2 separate regions of the Homo sapiens genome follow, and region 1 is linked to region 2. The links are chromatin loops, found by intact Hi-C in ENCODE. Cell type or tissue: IMR-90. All regions are shown on one strand. Each heading gives the region's core, and the rest is flanking DNA. Links, peaks and the distances in the headings are about the cores only.

Evidence for each region. Peaks named below come from ENCODE experiments on the same cell type or tissue, not always from the same donor. Only the 100,000 strongest peaks of a DNase experiment are listed, where the experiment ranks them.
Region 1: a loop joins it to region 2, with 5 times the contacts of the local background. A loop is called at or near these places in 30 of 110 quality-filtered maps.

What each region holds. Positions count from the first base shown.
Region 1 is chr21:37,247,283-37,255,282 of GRCh38, forward strand. The region is part of intron 1 of VPS26C (VPS26 endosomal protein sorting factor C); the gene reads right to left. Among named protein-coding and RNA genes, the nearest start is that of VPS26C, 16 kb to the right of the region's middle. In IMR-90, for the core only: a CTCF peak has its summit at 3,849; DNase peaks (open chromatin) are centred at 3,899 and 6,859; H3K27ac peaks cover 494 bases.
Region 2 is chr21:37,454,637-37,471,759 of GRCh38, forward strand. The region is part of intron 2 of DYRK1A (dual specificity tyrosine phosphorylation regulated kinase 1A); the gene reads left to right. Among named protein-coding and RNA genes, the nearest start is that of KCNJ6-AS1, 55 kb to the right of the region's middle. RefSeq lists enhancers at 2,203-2,716, 2,717-3,228 and a silencer at 8,623-8,672. In IMR-90, for the core only: CTCF peaks have their summits at 5,724 and 8,629 (motif pointing right); DNase peaks (open chromatin) are centred at 5,155, 8,695 and 9,025; H3K4me3 peaks cover 379 bases.

The DNA of each region.
Region 1 (8,000 bases), core at 1-8,000, 210 kb before region 2:
ACTTAACAGAAGTAAACAACGACGAATACTATAAGTAACTAAGATCAGGTAGTAGCGGGAAGAAAGGGAAAAGGAAAGAGGAAATATGCTAATTTACCATTGTTCACAGTAGGAAATTAATAAATAATGTCTAAAATGTGAAGATTCAGGTACAATAAAAAGTTGCAAGGGTAACAGTTAAAACAAAAATAAAACTCCAGATGACTAGAAAATCATACAAACAACTAAAGCAAACAAGACAGACTGTAAAAAGATGTTTCAAAAGCTACTTAAAAACACATTCCCCCCAACCAAGCAGGAATGACAGAATTAATGCCAAACGTATGTCATATTAACAAATGAGCCAAATTAATGCCTATTCAAAAACAGACATGAATATTCCATTACAAGGCAAAACCCAATTTTATGTTGTATGACAGAGAAGCACCTAAAATGGCAGGGGTGGATTTGGAGAGGATAAAAAAGAAAGGATAAACAAAGGCAAAGAAAGAAGGCATGGATTGTCACCTTAATATCAGACAATGCTGAATTCCGAGAATGAAGGATTAAACAAGACAAAGGGGACTTTACAATTCTAAAGGAGCAACTCACAATAAAGACTTGTGAGGCCAGGTGTGGTGGCTCATGCCTGCAATTCTAGCACTTTGGGAGGCCGAGGCAGGAGGATTGTTTGAGCCCAGGAGTTTGAGACCAGCCTAGGCAGCATAGCGAGACCCTGTCTCTAAAAAAAGAAAAAGACGTGGTATTATTATCTGCAGATCAAACAGTGTCCACACTTGTAAAGCAAAAACTACAGGGAATAGATTTAAGGAGAAACTGAGTAAAACAAATTCGTTGTGGGAGACATTAATTTACAGATCATGACCAATAGAGTAGACAGAAAGAAACAAGGATACAGAAGACCTACGTCACATATCAACAGGGTATAATGAACTGGCATACATAGATCTCTATACCCTGAAAACAGAGAATATGCTCTTTTCAGTGTCCATGATATACTTTTAAAAACTGGCCAAACTGATCCCTTAATAAGTCCAATAGGTCTTTCTTCTGGGGGTGGGGGGAGGGGGGGAACAAAGCAAATTATTAAATAATCTAATCAAAAAAGAAAAACACAAATATCCAAAATAAGAAATAAGAGCAGAAATACTAGAAAAATGGAGGTAATTAAAAGATAATATTCAACACTATTCAACTGTATATAAGTAAATTTGAAAAGCTGACTAAGTGAATTATTTTTCTGGGAAAATATAATTTATCCAAAATCACTCCAAGGGAGACATGAAATCCAAGCAAATCAATCATCATAGAAAAAATAAAGTTCTAAATAAGGCCCCCAAACCCGACAGCTTCACAGGAGATCATTCCCTGAATTTTTCTGTGTGAAGAACAGAAAATTCCACTATAAAACTATTAGAAAGCAACGAACTTAAAAAAAAAAAAAAAGCCAACATAACAATGACAGCAAAATAAGACAAAAGTCTACACACTCAGAGAGAGAGACAGGAGAGAGAAGAGAGAAAACTAGATTATTCTCATTTGTAAATACCAGTGCAAAGGTCCTAAATAAAATATTAGCAAATGCAATCCAGTAGCAACTTAAAACAACACTATACATAACCAAGTAGAATTCAGTCAAGGAATATAAGCATAGTTTAATAATGAGAAAACTGGTAATACAACTCATATTAATAGCTATTAAGAGAAAAATTATATATAGTCATCTCCATAGATGCTGAAAAGGCATTTGAAAAAATTTATGCATTCTTGATAAAATTCTTAGTAAAATAATAGAAGGATGACCAAATATATCTACCTTACCCCAAAGCCAGCATCAAACTTAATGAGAAAACAAGATATCATCCATTTAAGTCAGGAATAAAAGAAGGATGTCCACTATCACCACAATTAACGTTCTGCAAGTACTAGTTAATACAATAAAACTAGAGAGAGAAAGAGGTAATTCAAAGGCAGGAGGTAAAATGATCACTACTTGCACAATGAGTGTATACCTGAAGAAACCCAAGGGAATCCACTGAAAAACTACTATCAACATGAAGAGAGTTTCAGAAAAGATGACAGCTGGGTACAAAATTAACACAGAGAACCCAATAGGTATCACATATAAACCAACAACTAGTGAGAAGATACAATGGAAGAAATGGCCTTATTTTCAAAAGGAACAAAAAGTTAAAATATTATAAGTCAATTTCACAGGAAATGTCTAAAACTCCCAGATGACAAAACTTAAAACATGCCTGAAAGCCACAAAAGAAAATTTGAAGAAATGGCCAACCATGCCAGATTTTGAATGGGAAAGATTTAATGCCCTTAACAAATCTACTTTCCCAGAAGTTGGTTTATAAAGGCAACCTAATCTTAAAAGAAAATAACACCACAATTGTTTTTCTTTTTTGAGGGGGAGATGGCGGGAGTGGGAGGGATACACTAGACAAGCTGATTCTGAAGTTTATATGCAATGATAAATCTGAAAAGAAGGAAATTGGAGAAACTAGCCCTGTGAGATATTACAACGCTGCTATAATTTACAAAGTGTCATACAGCACACATGTTCAGGCTGAAAGATCAACAGAACAAAAGTCTAGAAATAGACCCAGACAGTATGGGAAGCTAATGTTTGATAAAGGTAGCATTTAAAATCCTTAGGGAAGAGAGGGAATATTCAATAAGTGATACTGGGAAACTGGCCAGAGAACTCAACCAAAAAAAATTAAGTTGGGCCGGGCAGGGTGGCTCACGCCTGTAATCCCAGCACTTTGGGAGGCTGAGGCAGGCGGATCACCTGAGATCAGGAGTTCAAGACCAACTTGGCCAACATGGTGAAACACCTTCTCTACTAAAAATACAAAAAATTAGCCAGGCATGATGATACATGCCTATAGTCCCAGCTACTTGGGAGGCTGAGGCAGGAGAATCACTTGAACTCAAGAGGTGGAGGTTGCAGTGAGCTGAGATCACGCCACTGCACTCCTGCCTGGGTGATAGAGTAAGACTCTCTCTTAAAAAAAAAAAAAAATCAAGTTGGACCATACTGAAACTTTTTGTGTATGACAAATGTAGCAAATACTTAAATGTAAAAACTGAAATAATAAAAGTTTTGGACAAAACCATAGAGAATAATTTTTTTCACATCTAAGTGGGAAAGGCCTTTCTATGAATGCCTCAAAACTCTGAATAAATATGGCCACAAATATGACTATGAACAATACCACTATATAAATGATAAACTAGGTAAAATACCTACAACTTAATATAACAAATTAGCAAAGGGCTGATTTCCCTAATATTTTAAGAATGCCTAAAAGAAATCAATGAAAGGCTGGGCGCGGTGCTCACGCCTGTAATCCCAGCACTTTGGGAGGCCGAGGTGGGTGGATCAGGAGGTGAGGAGTTCAAGACCAGCCTGGCCAAGATGTTGAAACCCCATCTCTACCAAAAATATAAAAATTAGTCGGGTGTGGTGGTGCACGCCTGTAATCCCAGCTACTCGGGAGGCTGAGGCAGAAGAATTACTTGAACCCGGGAGGCGGAGACTGCAGTGAGCCGAGATCACACCACTGCACTCCAGCCTGGGCAACAGAGTGAGACTCCATTTCAAAAAAAAAAAAAAAAAGACATCGATGAAAAAGATAACTCAGAAGAAAAATGAAAAAAAAAAGGGCAAATGATCTGAACAAAGAGCTCACAGAAAAGGGAATGCAGATTGTTCCTAAACACAGAAAAATATGCTCAATTTCAACAAAAATATGATAAATAGCAATTAAAACAAAGATAAAAAAATGTCATTACATTGTGTTGCCAGAGGGGAGGCAATAAGCCTTCTCTGCATTGCTGGGGATAACCTGAAATGTTGCAACCTCGTGCCGGCTATTTGGCAAGACCAAAAACATTTTACAAACACATGGGCCCAGCAGATACATTTGCAGATGTGAGATGACTTATGAACATAGTTATTCACTGCAACACTGTTTGTAAATAACAAAAGATGGTCGACAAACTAAATTCCAACAATAGGAAAATTGTGAGTTTTCTTTCAACAATGTGGAGATCATTTACACTAGTACATATGGGGATGCAGGGCTAGTTTCCTTCATTTATCTTAAGAACTGACTCCTTATTGCATATGAATCAGCATGTCCAGTCTACGCCCCCTCACTCCCATACATTCTACTTTTTTTTAAAATTTAAGCTGTATATTGCACCATTTGTGAAAAAGAGGAAGAAAAAGCACATTTGTACATATTTACTTGTAGATGCATACAGTATCTTTGGAAGGAATCACAAGAAATTGATAGCTGTGGTTGCCCCACAGGAGAAGCCCTTGATGAATAGGGTGGGTGAGGCAGGGGGTATCGATCTTGAAATTCATGAATGTTGAACCCTGTGAATTGATTACCTATTATAATGAATCCATTTTTAAATAAAACAAAATCCCAGAGTGGGTAGCCTTTAGACCTCAATGTACAAAGTTCTAAGCCTCTTAAATTTTGATAACCTATAGGCCTAATAGTCTCTCCTCAGGAAAAGATCTGAAGATTGTGTGTTAAAAAGTCACATTTCTTTGGGTTAGTTCTTATTTTGGACTTGAACACAACTGCTAGAAAAGTAAAAGCCTCTCAACGCCTCAGCCATTCTCTCTGCAATGCTTTTCCTTTCCAATGGTCCTGGCAGTGGGATGCACCATGACAGCCCATCTTCGTTCCCCACAGTCGTGTGCATATATCTGAACAAGGCCTTCCCTCCTAAACCACCTGAGATTCTGCCATCCCATTTGGTCTAAAGATCCGGTACACCTATAGTGAGATGCCTTTTTATTTACCAATGAGGACCAAATGCACTAAGTAGTGAACTAACATGAAAACAAAACACCAAGGTAAGTTACTGAGCTGGGTGGGAAAACATGAGTGAGACAATTAATTGCTTGTTGAAACACTCTACCCTTTCTTAGTAGCACTGAGAGACCCATTTTGATTAGAAAGCGGAAATCAGAAACATTAAAGAGATTTCAATGTGTTAGGTATCCCCATCTCCACTATTTTATGTAACTGTTTCCATCTTGTCTGAAAAAACAGGATAAACAATCCTCAGATAGTTCTCCACATGGTAAGTAATGGCCAGTATTATGTGAAATTTACTGAAGTTCCAGGAAAGAGAATTTTGCATGGAATACACTATCTCCAAACTATCATTTAAACTGAGATACTCCAATGCAGTTCATTTCCTGGTACAGAAACAAACAAACAAACAAACAAACTAAGACAATGCCACTCAGCAACCCCATTCCTAGATTTTAAAACCCAAGTGAAATGAAAGCTATGTTCACACAAAAATCATGCCCAAGTGCTTCTGGGAGCTTTATTCATCATCACCCAAACGTCTTCTACAGGTGAATAGATGAACAAACTGTGATACATCTATGCAAGGGTGGACAACTCGGCCATCAAAACGAATGAACTATTAACACACAACCTGGATGAATCCGAACGAAATGCATTACGCTAATGATAAAGCCAGATTCAAAGGCTACAAAGCACATAATCATATTTATGCCAGTTACGTGACATTCTGGAAAAAGCAAACTATAGGGACTGAAAACAGGGGCTACAAAGGAGCACAGGGGAATTTGGGGGGTGTCAGATCTGTTCCATATCTTGAATTGTGGGTGGCTACAGTCTCAAGGAACTTTATACTGAAAAGAGTCATCTACTGTTTGTAATTATACCTGTTTTTAAAAAACACAGAAATTATCACGTATAGGAGGAAATAGTTATATTACTTTCTGGACAATTGAGTCATATTCTAAAATTGATTAATGTTTAAGTAAAATCTACAAAAGTTAGTTCACTAGCAATGAAACTGTAACAAAATAACAAGATATCAATTTACATGGCTTACATACATGTGCTGCCAATATAGAGAAATAATACCATCATTTGACAACTTTTTTGGCATGCTTGCTGTATCAGACACTGTTTTAGGCACTTGGACATGGCAGGGAACACAACAGGTGAAGCCCATGCTCTGGGGGCTTATGTTTTAGTATCACATTCTGGGGCAGAACCAACATGGTAAAACATAGCTGGTTCCTTCTACGTATGGTATAGTATACACACAGGCGTCAATACTAAGTAAAATGGGCTGACAAAAAGCATACTGTCCAATAGTGTGATGTGAAACTTCAAAATCTGAAACTTTCTTGAGAGCCTGGAAAAGAAACTGAAGCCACTGAACAAAAGTTTAAAAGAAAGGGAAAAATACTATTCATAAAAAGTAAACATTAATAAAAGTAAGTATATGCAGGATCTTTAGCAGCAGAGTATTAAATTCTAATCATGGTGTGTTGCGTGGCTTCAGGAGTTAGATAGCACATATTAACAAAATTATGTTAATAGAGACTACCTGATTTCAGATTTCAATAGGATGGAGCATCCCTAGTCTGAAAATCTGAAATCTGAAACGTTCCAAAGTCCAAAGCTTTCTGGGCACTGACATGACATTCAAAGAAGACCCTCACTGGAGCATTTCGGATTCTGGATTTTTGGATTAGGGATGCTCAACCATTAAATATCTACAAATACTCCAAATCTGAAAAAATTCCAAAATCCAAAACACCTCTAGTCCCAAGCATTTCGGATAAGGACTATTCAAGAAATAACATTCCAACTTGTAGGTTTACAAAGTTGACATTCGTTTGGAACTACTGGCATAAGTGCATGTAAAGACTCCAGACTATAAACCAAACATTTAGGAGGGCTCCAATTACAAAGGAGCCTGGAATTGGCATAATTACAGGCCAAAGTAATGACCGTGGAACACAGGGAGTCCGCCAAAGAAAATGCTCTGTAGAGCCAGCCCACACTTATATATGAACAACCAAAGAGCCAGCAGATTGAAATCCCAGAGTGAAATCATGTATGAATCACGATAGTGCAGCATTCAAATCCAAGCCAGGATGCAGGCAAACTTCAGAGTAGAGGACAAGAGATGAGTCTAGCAGCAAATGAGGCTAACAGCCTAAAGGGCCCTTGTTAGAAAGCAAGAGCACGGTTAGGTGGGGTGGCTCGCACTGTAATCCCAACCCACTTTGGGAGGCTAGGATGGGAGGATCACCTGAAACCAGGAGTTTAAGGCTGCAGTGAGCTATGATTGTGCCACTGTGCTCCAGCCTGCGTAACAGTGCAAGACCCCATCTCTAAAACAAGTAAGTAAAGAAAGAAAGAGCTCAGGCTGGGTGCGGTGGCTCACGCCTGTAATCCCAGCACTTTGGGAGGCTGGGGCAGGGGAATCACCTAAGGTCACAAGTTCAAGACCAGCCTGGCCAGCATGATGAAACCCCATCTCTACTAAAAATACAAAAAATAGCCAGGCATGGTGGCGGGCACCTGTAATCCCAGCTACTTGGGAGGCTGCGGCAGGAGAATTGCTTGAACCAGGAGGCAGAGGCTGCAGTGAGCTGAGACATTGCATTCTGCCTGGGTGACAAGAGCAAAACTCTGTCTAGAAAAAAAAAATAAATAAAAGAAAAGAAAAAAAGAGCTCAGCAAAAAGAGCACTGTAGGGTAGATCACGTGTTAATTAAGCAGTACGGAACAGGGTCTCTGCTTCAGGTTAATCCAGGGTAGGCTCTGGGGACAGATCACCTAAGGCTGCTCTATGAAACTACTGTGAGATGCAGAGAATGTCATGTGGTTAATTCTGGGCACTGTTCATGGGGCAGCAGAGGAGAAGGGGCAGAAGACATTCTTTTGTATTAGTTGCATTTTCTTAGCAAGTAAAAATATATATTTTCAATTTACAAAATGGTTTTTTAAAATCTGAAACACACGGTCAAACTATCATGACTGTATTTTTTTTAGATTAGAAAAAGCTTAGTTTTTTTCCTGATGATTACTGAAGAATGGGATTTCTGCCCATCGGTTCCTAATTTTCCATTGACAGGACTGCTTGCTGCTCCTTTCCCAAAGGTGAAGATTTGGGTT
Region 2 (17,123 bases), core at 5,036-13,035:
GGGTTAATGGAAAACACCACCTTTCTGATGTTAAAAAATTTTATCTCATTGTTACTTGAGATAAAATATCCAGTTATAGTATTTTACAGGGATTCAGTAAGTGTTGTATCTAAAACAACTTAGAAGTTAAGATTATGTGCTGCGGAAAACCAGATGACTTAAAGAGGATTTAATGACGACAAAGATGCTGATGTTAAAGATGGAGTAGGCTTTCCACTATATTGAGAAGGGCACCTTATCCAGACAGATTTTAATAAGTGAGATTGGTCTTATCTCTTTGCTTTTGGGACAGCTTTATATTCCTGAGTGTGCTGTGCTCAGCCAGATGTGATAATGTCAAAGCCGGTAGTGATTGTAGAGATGGTTATTCAGGGGTGGTCACCTTTTTTTTTTTTTTTTTTTCGTGCCCCAGCATACTTGAGCAGGTTAGGTTACATTCTGGCAAAAAACAGGCTCCCAGGACAATTCTTGGGAGATGGGGGAGGGAGAGAGTGGTGTATATATTTTGAAGAGGTCTTAACTACACAGTGATTCTACCCCTGTGTGTGAGGGCCTGGGCTCTTTGGACAGATGACATGTTTTTTCCAGTGTTATGGAGTTAACCTTAGAGCTGGGACCAGAACCCTGGACTTGCTCCTTGTGCCAGTTTTAATTTTCTCAGCCACACCCTTTTCTTTCCTTTTATTTTGTACCCTTTTTTCTTACTATTTTCAATAGAATTTTAAATGTCATATGTTTAATAAGATGGAAACTGCTGATATAAATCAAGAAGCAGTCTTTAAATTTTAAATAATGGTACATTTATGGAGACATTATCAACTAATTTAATTTCTTTTTCTGACTTTTTAAGTCACCTCTTTTTTCCAAGTCACCATGGCTTGGAACCGCTGAGTCATTCTTGAATCCAGCTGTCTCTTATCTGTCGTCCGTATTGAAACAGGTTTTGAAGTCCTGTCAGTCTGCTCTCAGAGTGTCTCTTCATGCATCTCCTTCCTTTCTTTTGCTGACAATTCCCTCCTTAAGGGCTCTCACCGTCCCGTGCTTGGGCTGGTGCAGTAAGCAACTGATAGATCTCTATTTGTGGTTCCTCCTGGTTCCAGTCCACCTTACACATTCGTTCTATCATTTAGCATTTGCCATTTGCCAGGTACCATTTTAAACATTAACTCTTTACTGTTCTTAGTACCTTGAGGTTTAAGTACTGTTATAAACCCATTCTGCAGATGGAAAGGGAGGTATGGATTTAATTGATTTGCCCAAAGCGACACAGAAGTTGGTAGCTAGCTAGTAAATGGCAAAATTGAATCCAGACTCCTTATGGTGTTAATTGCTATAGCTAAAGATGAAACTGGAGTTGTGCCACTCCTTGCACACTTTTATCTGTCACCCTCTTAGGCTGTTTTAGAAAATCCCATGTTTTAGCTTGCCATTCTGTTGACCCAGCCTGCCTTTCTAGCCTTAACTTACCCCTCTGTCTATATTCTATTTTCCAGCCAAATATGAGGTGACGTTTAAGCTGCTACTTGAAAGAGAAGTGGGAGTTAGGCAGAGCAGTAGGGGAATCATGTTTGGGGAAGAGTGAAGAGTGTACTTGAGAGAGTGTGGAGGTGCCTTGGAGGAGCTGGAGCCCAGAGGTGCCCCATGAGAACAACACAGGAGGCTGCAGGTGGAGGTGGGTGCCTGATTGTAGAATGCTTTCTAGTTGTCTTCCACAGGACATTTTTGGGAGCTATTCACAAGATTCATGGCTACCGTGCTCTAAAATTTGATGTGAAGTTCATTTTTCCTGGACTTCTTACTTAATTCCTCTGTCTTTTGGCCCAGCCACCCCTTTGCCAGTTTACACGGGTGATGAGCAGGCTGTTTGGAAAGAACGTCCTCGAGCAGGGTGCTGTTTCCTAACCCTGCGTCTTTTTCCCCTCTGAGATCAGTTTATCTTTATTCACTTGCAGGTGTTCAACAATCTTGTCTTTTATGGGGAATTTCTAATGTGTCTTGAGCACTTTCCCACCCTCCTATCTTGGAGGCATGGTTCAGAGTGGAAAAGGGCGCGGGCCCACCTACCTCTGGCCTTCCCACCTCAGCCACCATGCTTAGGGCCGTGGTGGAGTGCTTGACCTCTTTGTGTGTACAATGCAATACATGCTGGAATAATGCCACCTTATGCATAGGGCTTTTGTGGGTGTAAGGGCATACCGGAACAAGTTGGCATAGAATAAGAGTTCAGTGAATGTTGTCACTACTTTTTATTACTTTTTAATTGTGAAAAACTCACAGATTCTGTAATAAAGGGTCATAGAAACCTGCTTTATCCATACTATCATTACTGAGAATACTTTCTGGTTTGGAAAATTTGCTTGAGAGGTAAAAAGAAAATTTACTTACTTACTTACTTACTTACTTATTTATTTATTTATTTATTTATTTATTTATTTATTTATTTATTTAGTAGAGACAGAATCTCGCTCTGTTGCTCAGGCTGGAGTGCAGTAGCACGATCCTGGCTCACTGCAAACTGACTCCTGGGTTCAGGTGACTCTTGTCTCAGACTCCGGAGTAGCTGGGACTACAAATGCATGCCACCACACCTGGCTAATTTTTGTATCCCCCCCGCAAGACAGAGTCTCACTCTGTTGCCCAGACTGGAGTGCAGGGGCACGGACTCGGCTCACTGCAACCTCCACCTCCCGGGTTCAAGCTATTCTCCTGCCTCAGCCTCCCTAGCTGAGACCACAGGCGTGTACCACCATGATCGCCTAATTGTGTGTGTGTGTGTGTTTAGTAGAGGTGGGGTTTCGCCATGTTGACCAGTCTGGTCTCGAACTCCTCGCCTCAAGTGATCCGCCTGCCTCAGCCTCCCAAAGTGCTGGGATTACAGGCATGTGCCACCGCGGCTGGCCTTTTGTGTTTAACTTTTAAAGCGTCTCTGGTCAGATGAATATTTTGCCTTTTGGGTATTTTTAAATGGAAAATTTATGTAAATAATCAGTGTTTTAATTAGAATCACAAAGCCAAATGATTGCCTCATTGGATAATTTTAAGTATTATGCTGCAATTCAATATAGGTACCAAGTACTTAACTAGACTTAAAAATATCTTGTATGTTTAACAGCTGTTTAGCTAGAACTAAAAAAGAGCAAGTCCTCTATGTGTATGCTTCTCCCCTTTTCTCCCTGGGATGGGAGAAGGAAAAAGTTAATTTTTTTCCCCCTTGACTGCTGTTGCTGTGCCTGCTTTAGAAGAAGACAGAGGTAAAGATCAGGGAAGGCAACTTTGTTTCCAAAGAAACATTATGTGCCTGAAACTTAGTAACACCTTCAGACACTTCTTAAAATGGCTTGGTTATGGCATAGCTGAAGGTCTGAGGCTGTGGTAGGTAACCTTCTGCCTGTGTTGTATTCCTGGCCGCCTCTGTGTGTTCTGACCCTGCTCCTCTAGAGAGGAAAGCAGCTAAGCAGGCACCTTTCAACTTTTGAATGGCTTCATAGTATTACAGCATTTAGATGTGTTGTGCCATTCCCCCTCTTTTTGTACTTACGGGTTTCTTGGAAGACAGCTGTAATATGCCTGTAGGCACGCTAGACAAAGTTATGGTCAAGGGGGCGGTAGGGGAGGGCATCTGGGTAATTTACTGTGTGTGTGTGTGTGTGTGTGTGTGTGTGTGTGTGTGTACATATACATATGTATTATATTTTAAAAATTTTACATAACTAGTATTTCACTATCTTTTTGATTTTGAAAAAAATGAACTAAGTTGAACTTTAACCACCATTTATTAAAACATTTCTTTTAAGCTCTAAACAGAGGCTCCAGATCGTCTTTGAGGCACATTTCCTGTCCCCTGGCAACTCTGTGTGTAACGTTTCAAACCCAAGGCATTGTACAAGGGAGAGGAGTACTTTGGGTTTACATGGTTGAGGGTGATGATGAATCCTCTTATTTCATGTGTAAGAAGACCGGGTTATTTGTTGCCATGCCCCACACTGATGCTGGGGCCAAGGCAAGCAAAAGGGGACGCCTAAGTCCTAGCCTAATGTCTGTCTTCTGTAGAGCAAGCTGAACTTTCAAAGGTATTTCTCGTTTTACCTGTTTTGTAAATGAATATGCTAACTTTGCACGCCGCAGAGGAATGTGAGATATAGAGAGCAGGCCGAGGTCCATGGGGCTTCATAAAGGGCATTTTGAGCAGCTGGAGGCTTGTGGTTACCATGTCCAGGCTCTTCCCCTGCTCTCCTTAACTATCCTACAGATGCCTCTGACCTGGGAGGAAGGAAGAGAAGCCCTCATCTCCTGACTGAGAGTGGGAAGTGGCAGTCACTGAATGTGCTTGCCGTGTGACATTACTGCATGTCAGGCTGGCAGTTCACTGTTTTGTGTGTGGAGGACTGTTTCTGATGCTCTCTGCTATTTGCTAAGCCATAAATAAGGATATACCGTCTGACAACTACTATAATAGTATGAAGGACAGCTTTGAAATCAAGACGTCTGATAACCTTAAGCTGTGGTCACTGTCATTTTTCTCTTGAAAGATCCTGGACTCTCAGGATCTGGCTTACCATCTTTGATGGACAATCATTTTATTAGCTTGCTTGAAAGAATTAGTTCCTCTGTTATAATCACTGTAGTGTCAGTTGGAATGACTTGAGCCATTTTTGTAAAACTTGTGAAATCTTTATGTATTTATGAAAGTTAAACTTACTGAAGGCTGAATGACTGCAGTGAAAGTATGAATCCTTTAATTAAATAAGTGGTTAGCATTTATATAAGCAGTCTAATTAGGACCCCAAATATTTGTTCATTTTCTTTAGGGCTACTAACCTGGATGCCCGATGGAGTAATCATCACTGTCCTGTGTAGATCTTGTAGATTTTTGAAAGTACTTTCTGTCTCACAGTGGTGGTAGATTTTGTTTATTTAATTATTTAGGGGGCATGTTTTCAGTTTAGCCTGATTAGTTACCTGCTGAATAAATAATGTTATTCTAATACCCTGCTAGGAAGAAATTTATGTAATTGAAATTCTGATTTCTATGTAACGTTCTGTTTTCGTATTGAGACATGATACTGCCTGACAGGGCTGCTTCAGCAGCTGTCATCTGGTTTGTTGTTTCTTGTGTTGTTATATGGATTCTGCTAGCCTAAAAGGCATTCTTCTCTGTGTCTCTGCAGGGCTGTCCAGTGAGTCATCTAAAATTAAACTTTGATCAGAAATAAGTTTCGTTTTTTTCCCGCAAAGGACTGGAGTGAGTGGGCTTGAGAATACTTGTATGCAAATTAAAAATATATATATTCATAAATATTTGGGAGCATTAGGTCAAGTGCCAATTAAGTCAGGAAGGATCCTGCAGCCATAGTCATGAAGATAAACTTTTTAAATTGCATTTGCTCAAACTTAAACATGTTTGTGAGTATTTTGTATAAGCGACCATTATTTCAGTTGCTATGTTAGATTTGTTGCTTTCTTTAGCATGGATTTTTTTTTTTTGGTAAAGTGTTAGTTTTTAATGTTTCAAAAGATTTTTTTTGCAGTCATTTAAAATCAATTGTCAGTTAATACCTAAAATTCGGCAGATTGTATGTTTTATTTATTGCAACATGTTGAGAATCTTTTGTTTCCTGTTGACATTTTAAAAATCTCCTAATGGCAGATTGATTTGTCTGTGCTCTTTTTGTATTATTAAGTCAGGCAGCAGATACTTAGAGAGCTTCTGCTGTTTTAAGCCATGGGGAGGCAGTAGCGAACAAAAGGGGTGGGGGAGTCTTGCGGCGTTCACATCTCAGAAATGTTACTGCGCTATGAGGGAGACTTTGGCCTCTAATCCACTGTTAGCCACTAGCCTCCAGTCAAAGTTAGAGAACCACCGGTCTTCATTCTTTTCATTAAGTGGTTGGACTTGTCTAAAAAGGTTTAATTTCACCTCCAGACTTTGTCTTGAGACATTGCGTGTCTTTGTTTACCTGTCTTTTGTTTCCAAACGTCCCTACGCTCATTCCTAGATTTAATTAAGGGCTCAAAGACTGCTCAATACCTTGTTTTGTACTAAGTAGGGAAGAATTTTAATTTAAATAGGTTTCATTACTGATTATTAATTTAAAATTTATGGGCACTACAAGAAAAACTATTTCTCTACCTGGAATTTTCATGACTGCCAATAACTTAGTACTAGGTGGTATTATCTGCTTTATTCATTCTTATTATTTAAAATATTTTATAACTTTAGGATATTAAAGAAAATATAAATTTACCCATATTATATGTTATCCTCTGTACAATATGATAATTTATGGAATCCAGCAGCTATATGTTGGATTACTATTTTAATCTTTTCTGTCTTCCAGATGGTATTACCAAAAATAAATCCTTGGCCTCCTATTTCAGCTGTAAGAATTTGGCTTACCTTTTGTAATCAAGAGTGGTAAGGGCCCTTTTACTGTAGGGTTAAGTAAGATTTTCTGTTATTTAGTTGTTGAGGATAGTACAGTTCCTAAAAAATGATACGTGCTTGTTAAATACAGAATGAATGAAAAGCACACATCTGCATATTAGTCTTAAAGTTTTAAGATGATTATTTTTGATTTTCAAATATAGGTAGTATTTCATTTTATTTAAGTTATACATTTATTTAAATTATCTAAGTTATAATAAAATGGCAAAACCACAACTACTTTTACACCAACCGAATACTTACATTTATTTCTCCTGTCCTTTGTGCTGTGATTGTTTTATTTATATGTAATAAACTCCACAATGTTATTTTTGCTTTGAACAGTCAGTTGGCTTTCAAAAATATTAAGAAAAAATGTCTTTTATATTTATCTACATACATATTTACATTTCTGGTGCTCTTTATTCCTTTGTGTGAATCTCAGTTTCTGTCTGGAATCATTTTCCTTCTGTGAACTTGTGTGAACATTTTTTGAGGGCGGATCTACTGTTGACAAATTCTTTCACTTTCATGGGTCTGAAAAAGTATTTTGCCTTCGTTTTTGAAGGGTGTTCTCACCGGATATAGATTTGTAGGTTAAAGGTCTTTTTTATTTTCATCATTTAAAGATGTTTTATTTTCTTCTGGCGGTGCACATGGTTTCTGGTGAGAAAGTGGTGACTCCCCTATATGGAAACAGGTGTTTTTGTCTCTGGCTGCTTTTACAATTTTTTTCTTCATCATTGGTTTTCAGCAGTTTGGTTGAGTTGCCTCAGTGTGATTTTTGTGTGACTTTTTCCTTTTTTTTTTTTTTTTAAACTTGTTTTCAGTTTGGTTAATTTATATTGCTTTGTTTTTCCATTCACTTATCTTTTCTTCTGCGGTGTCTGAACTGCTATTAGGTCCGTTCAGTGAATTTTTCATTTGAGTTATTTTGTTTCTCATTTTTAGAATTTCCATTTAGTTCCTTTTCGTAGATTCTATTTCTCTATTAAGATTCACTATTCCCTTATTTTGTCCATGTTTTCCTTTATATTTTAAAACATTCATAATAGTGGTTTTGGTCTGCTAACTTCACTCTTTCTGTCATTTCTGAGTCTTAAATGGATTTTTTCCTCCCGAATACAGACCACATTTTCTTGCTTCTTGCTGTGCCTAGTGAATTGGGCTGGCTATGGGGATGAGGAATGCTGGCCCGTGAGTGTTTGGATTTTGTTGTTCTCTTTAAAGAGTGTTGAATGTCGTCCTGGCAGGCTGTTAATTCACTTGCAGACCATCTTGATCCTTTGAGGTTTGTTTCAGTCTCTGTTAGAACAGGGGCCAGCCTTTACTGTAGGGCTGGATTAGCCCTAGCCCTAAATGTGGATTTTCTGGGGTCTCTGTTGAATGTCTGTGGGTTTCTCCACTGTAGCCTGTTTGAACACTCAATGTCTTACAGTCTTGTGTGAATTTTAGTAGTTATTCAGTTCACAGTTCCCTGGTAGTTGTTCTGTGCCTGGCTTCATGGTCCTTCTCCCAGTGCTTGTGCAGCTTAGCATTTGGCCAAAGAGTCAAGGAGAACCCTATGTACGGATTGATGGAGCTCCTTCTCTTTTTGTTACCTGCTGCACAAATTCCAGCCAATTCAGTGGCCTTGAACTCTTCCTTCTGTCTCTGCAGCACAGTGAGATTGCTGTGTTCTGTTTGGGCTCCCCCTTCCTATATTGTACCCTGGAAAGTGCCTCTAGATAGGAAACCAGGGGGATTGTAGGGCTCACCAAGAGTGATTTCTTTTTTCAGTCATCACGATTCTGCACTGCCTGTTGTCCAGTGTTTGAAAACGGTTATTTCGTATGTTTTGACTAGTTCTTTAGTTGTTTATGATGAATGAGGGAGTCTGGTACCAGGTACTCTACAAAGGTCATAAGTGGAAATCTGATAATACAAATTCCTAAGGGTAACATGTTTTTATCCATAACCCATTGTTACTAACAATTTTAATATATAGATTCAGTTAATCTTTCATGCTGAAAAACCTGAGATTTTATTTACGTCTTATATGAGCAATTTCATTGTGTTTCTAGATAATTGAGTATGCTCTTTTGGCTAGTGGGTTGACAAGCTTGTGTGTGCATGTGTGTGTGTGTGTGTTTAATGTTGGCACGTGTGTGTGTGTGTGTGTGTGTGTGTGTGTATCCTGTAGTAACACATATTGGCCACTAGAGGGTAATAAGAAAGCAGTTCATTTGTTCTTATTGGCTCACTGTTACTAAATAGTCCTTATCATTAGACTTTTTGCATAGTCACAGTCATTGCTTACTTTCACTTTAATATATATTTATTTAACACCTTCTGTGGAGCCAGGCACTGCACTGTGTGCTTGGGATATAAAAATGAGTAAGAGCAGTTGACTGAGCAATAGCTGTAGCCTGTGCTATAAGACTTTTCTCTGCTTTTGATTCAAGAACCCCTCATTTAAAAAATACTACATTCATCCTTACCTCCCGTGCAGTCCCCTCCCTCCCTCTCTCAATGATTTCTTCACAGTCTAAATATTCCTGATGGATTCAGTTCATTCCTTTATTGCACAGATATTTATTGAATGCAGGCCATGTGCCAGGCACTGTTCTTGGTGCTGATGATAAAATCGTGAACAAAGCTTACTCATGGACTTTCGTTCACTTACCCTCTTAATCATGTGCCTTTATTTCCGGCCATCATTAGAGGTGCAATTCATTTTGGATGTGCCTTGTTGCTAGGGACCTCGTGGGTTTTTGCCCACATAAGCTTGGTTGCCCTCCTCATTTCTTAGTGGATTCTGTCTTAGAACCTCAGCCTCATAAGTTTCCACATTTAGATGCTATAGTTTTAATTAAATTATTTTCATTTACTTTTTGTTCTTTAATATTGTTCTTTGATTTAACTGTTTCTCTTTAAAATCTACTATCAATTAATACTGTCACAGGAATGGTCCCCTGTTAACACATTACTAACAAAGAAATTCAGGTTAGGTAAGAATAACATTCAGATCTACAAGTAGAGCTACGTGTGGGTTATGTATCAGAGATGATGGCTTCTGATACTTGTTATTTTTACTTTTTTGTTTTTAAACTTAGGGTCTTTTCTCATGCTTTTTGTATTTGCTGTTTCCTCTGTGTTTACCACTATCTTTTTGAATCTTATGTCCCAGTCTTTGAGATGTGTTGTTTATGAAATATTTCTCTGTAGAATCAGTGCTGATCCATACTGGTAATATGGTCTCTAGTTATTATAGTTCCTTGCTAGAACATAGTAACGTGGCTGAAGTAAGAAAGCTGCTTCATTTTTCTTTTAGTAAAATATTGAATTTTTCCCAAGTTTAGCAAAGTTACAGAAACATGCTCATGGTAAAAATGATCCATACAGTTCAGAAGCACGTAAAGACAGAACTCCACATGCATGATTTTCTCCAACATGCTTTCCATACTGTTTGACAGCAGTTGAAAATACTTTGGAACTGCACTCCAAATGATGATTTTAGATAGCTTTGAATTATTTGTTAAGTTCATCATTAAATTATAACATTATCTGATGTTAAAACATGTATTGTGATACATTCTTAAGCTAAGATATTATTATACTGAGTTGAATAAAGATTATATAATACGGTAGATAGTAGGTTGAACCATATGAAATTACTGTTTTTGTAAGCCAAGGGTAGTCAGAAATCTATCAGCAGTTTCATATGGTTCCGCATAATACTTTATATGATCATCCCTGTTACAGGATGAACTGAGTCATTTTTTCCATTAACATTTGCATTAAAATTTTAGGAAGATAGAAACTTAAGAGTAAAAACATGGGTAATTTGCTTAATTATGAAATCAGGTTAACTAGAAATACGCATATTAGTTTTGTCCCCTTGGAATCTTATCATAGGAAAGGAATGAATGAATGGATAACTTAAATACTTTTTGGTGTTGCAGGAGGAAATTAAACTTAGGTTTATTCTGAATTTCATACACAGCAGTCGAGTTAAGAAAGGAGACAATGAGCATGTGGCAAGCACACCTCGTTTATATACCATGTTTACCAGCAGTCCTCCTGTACTGGTGGCTTAATCTTTCTTCACTTTCACTAAATAACTGATAATGTCACTAACTAGTTATGATAGGTGTTATAATACATAGCTAAAAAGGTACCAGAAGTGAAAAAGTTTTTTCTTGCCAATTCACATTCAGATCATCCACAGCAAATTCCAAAAAGAACATCAGATTCTTTGTCACCTAGCATATCACCGTTATGCATGGGAATGTGTATTATTCTCCCTAAAAAAAGTTTCAACTTTATAACTAGAAAAGTAAATCTATTGGGGAAAAAAAACCCTCTAGTGTATTGTTTAGATAGACTATAACTTATTTTTGGATTATCCACTACTTGAATTAGTTGGAGAACAGCTTTCTTTTATTAAGGTGACCAATGCTTTTCAAAATAGTATTGGCATCATCTGATGACTTGTTAGAAATGTTGACCCTTGGCCAGGCATGGTGGCTCATGCCTGTAATCCTAGCACTTTGGGAGGCCAAAGTGAGTGGATCACCTGAGGTCAGGAGTTCAAGACCAGCCTGGCCAACATGGTGAAACTCTGTCTCTACTAAAAATACAAAAATTAGCTATGGGTGGTGGCGGGTGCCTGTAATCCCAGCTAGTTGGGAGGCTGAGGCAGGAGAATTGCTTGACCCTAGGAGACAAAGGTGGCAGTGAGCCAAGAGTGCACCACTGCCCTCCAGCCTGGGTAACAGCGCAAGACTCTGTCTCAGAAAAAAAAAAGGAAATGTTGACTTTCAAGCTCTACTGAATCAGAACCGTCATTTTTAAAAAGATTGAAAAACAATTTGCAGGCACATTAAAGTCCAAGAAGTGCTGTTACAGATTATGAATGGCATTGTCACCTCCGCAAGACAGTGCTGATGCAGCCCCTCAGTAAGTGCTTGTTGAATTTAATGCATATAATTCACTCAATCTAGATTCAAAAAATGAAACAAGTATTTCAGGAGGGTAGTGATAACAGCAGTAATCAAGGGAACTACCTGTTTCTTTGTAATTCTTTCATAGCTATCTGGATGTCACAGAATTACCCATCTTTCCTTCCAGATGCATCTTTCAGTCTGATTCTATCCATGCTGGATGGTCATTTGGATGTCTTGTGAATACAGTAGATATACACACATATGTGTATGGATGAGAGAGCAACAGAATTAAAACAGAAATCAACATAGTGGATGAGTTTAGGGAGTAATTAGATTTTGATTAGTCAAGGATGCATAATCTTTTGTAATATTGTAATATATAAGGTAACTAAAAAATAAAAATATGGGGAGATGATATAAAAAATTCCAGCAAAAGATAAGAAAGGAAAAGGAACATAAAACAGTTGGAACAAATAGATTGTTAGTGTTCATTTATAGATACAGCTCAACCACATACTCTTTACAAGAGATAAACCTAAAATACAAGGAAACAGAAGAAGGTAAAGGTAAAAAGATGGACAAAAGACATACCATACAAAAATTGATGCAGAGAAGGCTTGGTGTAGTCAGACTGATAACAGATAAAGCAAAAAGCTTTACTAGAAATAAAGAGGGCAGTTTATGATGATAAAAGGTATTATTCATCAGGAAGGCATAACAACCCTGAATTTGTATTATCCAGTATAACACTTTAAGTAGGAGATTTTTAATACATTGTTGTTGGTAACTGATAGAACAAGATGAGACCAAAATTTAAAAAAAAATACCTATATAAGACAGCATACTTAATAAAATTAAACCTTTGATGAGGCGGACCATGAAGAAAGAGAAGACCTCATTAACCAATGTTGAGGTGAAGAGGATATCACAAAAGCTTATGAGAAGATATTATAAAAACTTGATGTCAGTCCATTTGAAATTTAGATGAAGTTATACTATTAGAAAACTACAACTTAACAGACACAGCAGAAAATAGAAAATCTGAATAGTCCTATTAAACATGATCCTTAGTGGAAAGAGCTACCCACTAGTTTTGAAGTCTTTGGGATTTACAAAAGAAAAAAAAAAAAAAACAAAACAAAAAAACGGAAACTATCCACAAGCAAAACTCCTGGTCCAGAAGGTTTCACCAGTGAATCTACCACACACGCATAAAATCATGACCAAATCGCATTCCAGAAATGGAAAATCTTTTTTTGTTTGTTTTCACAGGATCTTGCCCTGGGCTAGAGTGCAAGTGGTGCAATCATGGCTCACTGCACCCTCCTCCTCCTGGGCCCAGGTGATCCTCTAACCTCAGCCTCCTGAGTAACTGGGACCATAGGCATGTGCCACCACACCCTACTAATGTTTTAATTTTTTTGTAGAGATGGGGTCTCACTATGTTGTCTAGGCTGGTCTCAAACTCCTGGGCTCAAGTGATTTTCCCACCTTGGCCTCCAGATTGCTGGGATTACTGGTGGGAACCACCATGCTTGGCTCAAGGAAAGTCGTTTATCATTTCAAAAATCAATCAGCGTCATTCACCACATCAACAGAGTAAATCAGAAAGGTCATCTCATTTCAGTAGATACAGAAAGAGCATTTAATAAAAGTCAGCATCTATTCATGAGGAAAAGGTCTTAGAAAACTAGCAGTAGAAGGAAACTTTGTTAATCTGGGAATAGTATCTGTTAAAAACCTGCAGCAACCATAATACTGGAGAAATGTTGAAAGCTTTCTTTCTAAGAAAGCTGTATTTCCAAGATTGAGAATATGTGAGAGTAGTGTCTGTTACCTCCTTTTTAAATCATCACTGTACTAAAGGTCCCAGCAAGTAGAATAAGGCAAGGGAAAGAATAAGGATTGGAAAAGAAAAATAAAATTGTTCAGATGCTCACTAGCCACATGTGGCTATTTGCTACATTACTGATACAGGTAAATCCATCATTGCGGAAAATTCTGTTGGGCACCACCATTCTATAGAGATCAATGCAATTTCAATTTCAACATCCCAACATGGATTTGTTTTGGTGGATTTGATGAGGTGAATCAGGAACTTACATGGAATAGCCAAACTTACTTACTTTTTTTTTCTTTTAGAGGTAAGGTCTCTGTTACCCAGGCTGGAGCACATACAGTGGCACAATCATAACTCACTGCAGCCTTGAAATCTTGGGCTCAGGCAGTCCTCCCACCCGAGCCTCCTGAGTAATTGGAACTACAGGTGTGCGTCACCATGCCTGGCTTTTTTTTTTTCTTACAGAGATGAGGTGGTGGTGTGTTTCCCAGGCTGGTCTCAGACTCTCGGGCTCAAGTGATTCCCGCCTTGGCCTCCCAAAGCCCTGCAATTACAGGCATGAGCCCCTGCGCCTGGCCTGCCAAAACATTCTTGAAGAAGAACAGAATTTCCTGTTGGATCTTAAAATTTTTAAAGCTATTGTAATTTAGGTAGTGTCCAGTTCTTGAACAGAGACCTAGGTAGGTAAGTCTGTATCCAGTAGAACAGAATAGGCAGTCCAAAACTAGATCCAAGCATAAAGGGAAATGTGATTTATGATAAGGATGGGGTTACAGAGCAGTGGAGAATGTTTGTCTTTTAAATAATTGGTTAAGGATCAATTGGATGTTAATTTGGAGGGGGAAATGAAACTTGATTCCTATTTTACACAGAAGTCAAATGCAAATGGATTTTGCATTTAGATGTGAGAGAGAAAGCCCAGTGTTTAGAAGGTAATAGATTTTTTTCATGACTTTGATATAAGGAAAAATTTCTTAGATTCCAAAAGTATAGTACTAATTGTAAAGCAAAAGTTGATAAAATTAAGAACTTTTATTCATCAAAGTATACCATTAAGAGGGTGACAAGGCAAGCTGCCTGTAACCAATAGGGGCTCGATCATATTCAGAATATGGATTTTTAAAAATCCTAGAAATTTGTAAGAAATGGGCTTACAATTCAGTAGAAAAAATAGAAAAGCAACCTGAATGTACATTTCACGATGTGATGTATAAGTGGCCAATAGACATGCAAAAATGCTCAGAGTAACTAGGAAAATGCAAATTAAAAACCACATTGGAGTACCACAGCACAAATACACTTAGCATAATGGCTGAAATTAGACTGATGATTGCATGCCATAGTGAAGGAGTGGAGCGTGAGAATTTTTCATAAACTGCTAGTGGATAAATTGATTGGAACAAAAAAAGACCAGAAAAACAACAGGACAGCATCTCTGTGTATACCAAACGATGCATAACAAGAAGCTTACAAGTGGCAGTGTTCATAGTAGCCCCAAACTGGAAATAATCCAGGTGTCGGTCAGTAGTAGAATGGATAAATTATCATTTGTCCATATTGTTGTAAAGCAAGGTAATGGACAAACTGCAGTTTATAGGCATAAGATGAAGTAAACAATTCTACTCTATTACATTAGTTTGTACTTGCCCTGCTATAAATAAATACCTGAGACTGGGCAATTTATAAAGAAAGGAGGTTTAGTTGGCTCATGGTTCTTTCTTCAGGCTGTACAGGAAGCATGAAAGCCTCTGGGGAGGCTTCAGGAAGACTTTCAATCATGGCAGAAGGCGTTGGAGAAGCAGGCATGTCTTACATGGCCTGCAAAGTCAGGCAAAAGGGGGAGGTGCCACACAGTTTTAAACAGCCTTTTTTCGTGAGAACTCTTATCACGAGGATAGCACTAGGGGGGATGGTGCTAAACCATTAGAAACCACCCTCCTAATCCAATAACCTCCTACCGGGGCCCTCCTCCAATATTGGGGATTACAGTTCGACATGAGAATTAGGCAGGGACACAGATCCAAACTGTATCACCTGCTTATATGAAAACATCACGCCTGTAATCCCAGCACTTTGGGAGGCTGAGGCGGGTGGATCACGAGGTCAGGAGATCGAGACCATCCTGGCTAACATGGTGAAACCCTGTCTCTACTAAAAATACAAAAAATTAGCCAGCGTGGTGGTGGGCACCTGTAGTCCCAGCTCCTCGGGAGGCTGAGGCAGGAGAATGGCGTGAACCTGGGAGGCGGAGCTTGCAGTGAGCCGAGATTGTGCCACTGCACTCCAGCCTGGGTGACAGAGCGAGACTCTGTCTCAAAAATAAATAAATAAAAACAAATCGGGTTTTGGAGGTCAGGATAGTAGTAACTTTTGAGGAAGAGGAAGGAGGTGTTGGTTAGAAAGGGTCATAGAGTGGTGTGGTGGGTTTCTGGGATGCTGGCCATTTTTTCCCCGTTTCGTGACACAGATTGATTTTATGATAGTAATTTAAGCTTTGTGCTAATGATTTTTATCCTCTTTTCTACAATATTGCATTGAATAAGTTTAAACATAGTATATAACAGTGACATAGATAATAAAAACAGAAGCTAACATTTTTATAAAAAGTGTTTGGTGTGTGTCACAGGTTTCATTCTGTGTGCCTGTTGGTGGTATCTCATTTAAACTTTGTAACAAGGAATAGGGTCAGTATAGTAATACCTCTGCTTCATAGATAGGGAATCTAAGGCTTTGAATGGTTAAGAAATTTGCCAGTCACAGCCTTAGTCTTTTACTGTTTATAAGAACTTTTTATATATTAAGGACCTCAATTCTTTTTATTTATATTCCTTCCTACCTTTTTCTTTTTAATGTTCAGATTTAAAAGCCCTCATCACCCCCAGTATTTGAATTTAGATTTTCAATGTTTTGCTTTTACAAACAACACCAGGATAAACATGCTTGGCATCTTTGTGCACATCATTGATTATTGCCTTAGTGTAAGTTTGTAGAAGTTCTTTTAAAAAGTGAACAAGGTTGTTTTACAGAATTGAATTGAATGAAAGTATTTTTGACTATGAATGATGAAATGTTTAGAAAAGTTGGCCATCTTTCACCACAGTTGTACTATCCTTTTACTTATTTAATAAACATTATTAATCATGTAGATTGGGAAAGTTAAGGACCTCACTGTAATGGGGAGAGACAGAAGAGAATCTAAAGTCTGAAAGCAATGCTAGGGGCAGTTGACATTCCAGCTTCAGCAGGGGTAGAGGACTTGAGATTTGTATTTTAGAAAGGTCACTTTAGCCATGTTATTGAGTAGATCCAGAATTGAAAATAGAATAAAGACAGCTATTAGGAATCTGTTTTGGTAATCTTAAGTGTTATATGTGGTGATGTAGATGAAAAGGTTGTGTTTGAGTATTCTGTTAGGAGAGGGAATGAGCAAGATTGGGCAGCTGTAAGGGAAGAACTCTAACATGACTGCCAGAGTGTTGAGTCTCGTTGACTGCGTAGGAAATGGTGTCATTCCCTGTGGTGGAAAGTAGAGGTGGAACTTATGTTTGGGGAGCTTTGTTCTCTTTGTTTTGCAGAGTGTGTGCCACATTCAGGTAGAGATGGTATGCTCCACAAGGTGGGCACTGGCCCCATGAGCCTTTACTGCACATTGACTGTGCATTACTCTACAGTACTTGCAGATAACATTGGGCCATTTATTAATTGCCAGAGCTGTTCTGAGTATGTTGTATGTACTAAAGCACTAAACCTTCATAACAACCTTTTCAGGTAGGTATTATTATCATTATCAGGATATTAGGTATGCATGGCCATACAGCTGGTCACCGGTAGTGCTGGGATCTCCAACCCCAGCAACCTGGCTGAGAGTCTGTGCCCTTCACTGTTGGACCACCATTATTGTGTGTCTTGAAAATGGTAGAAGTCGGAAGTA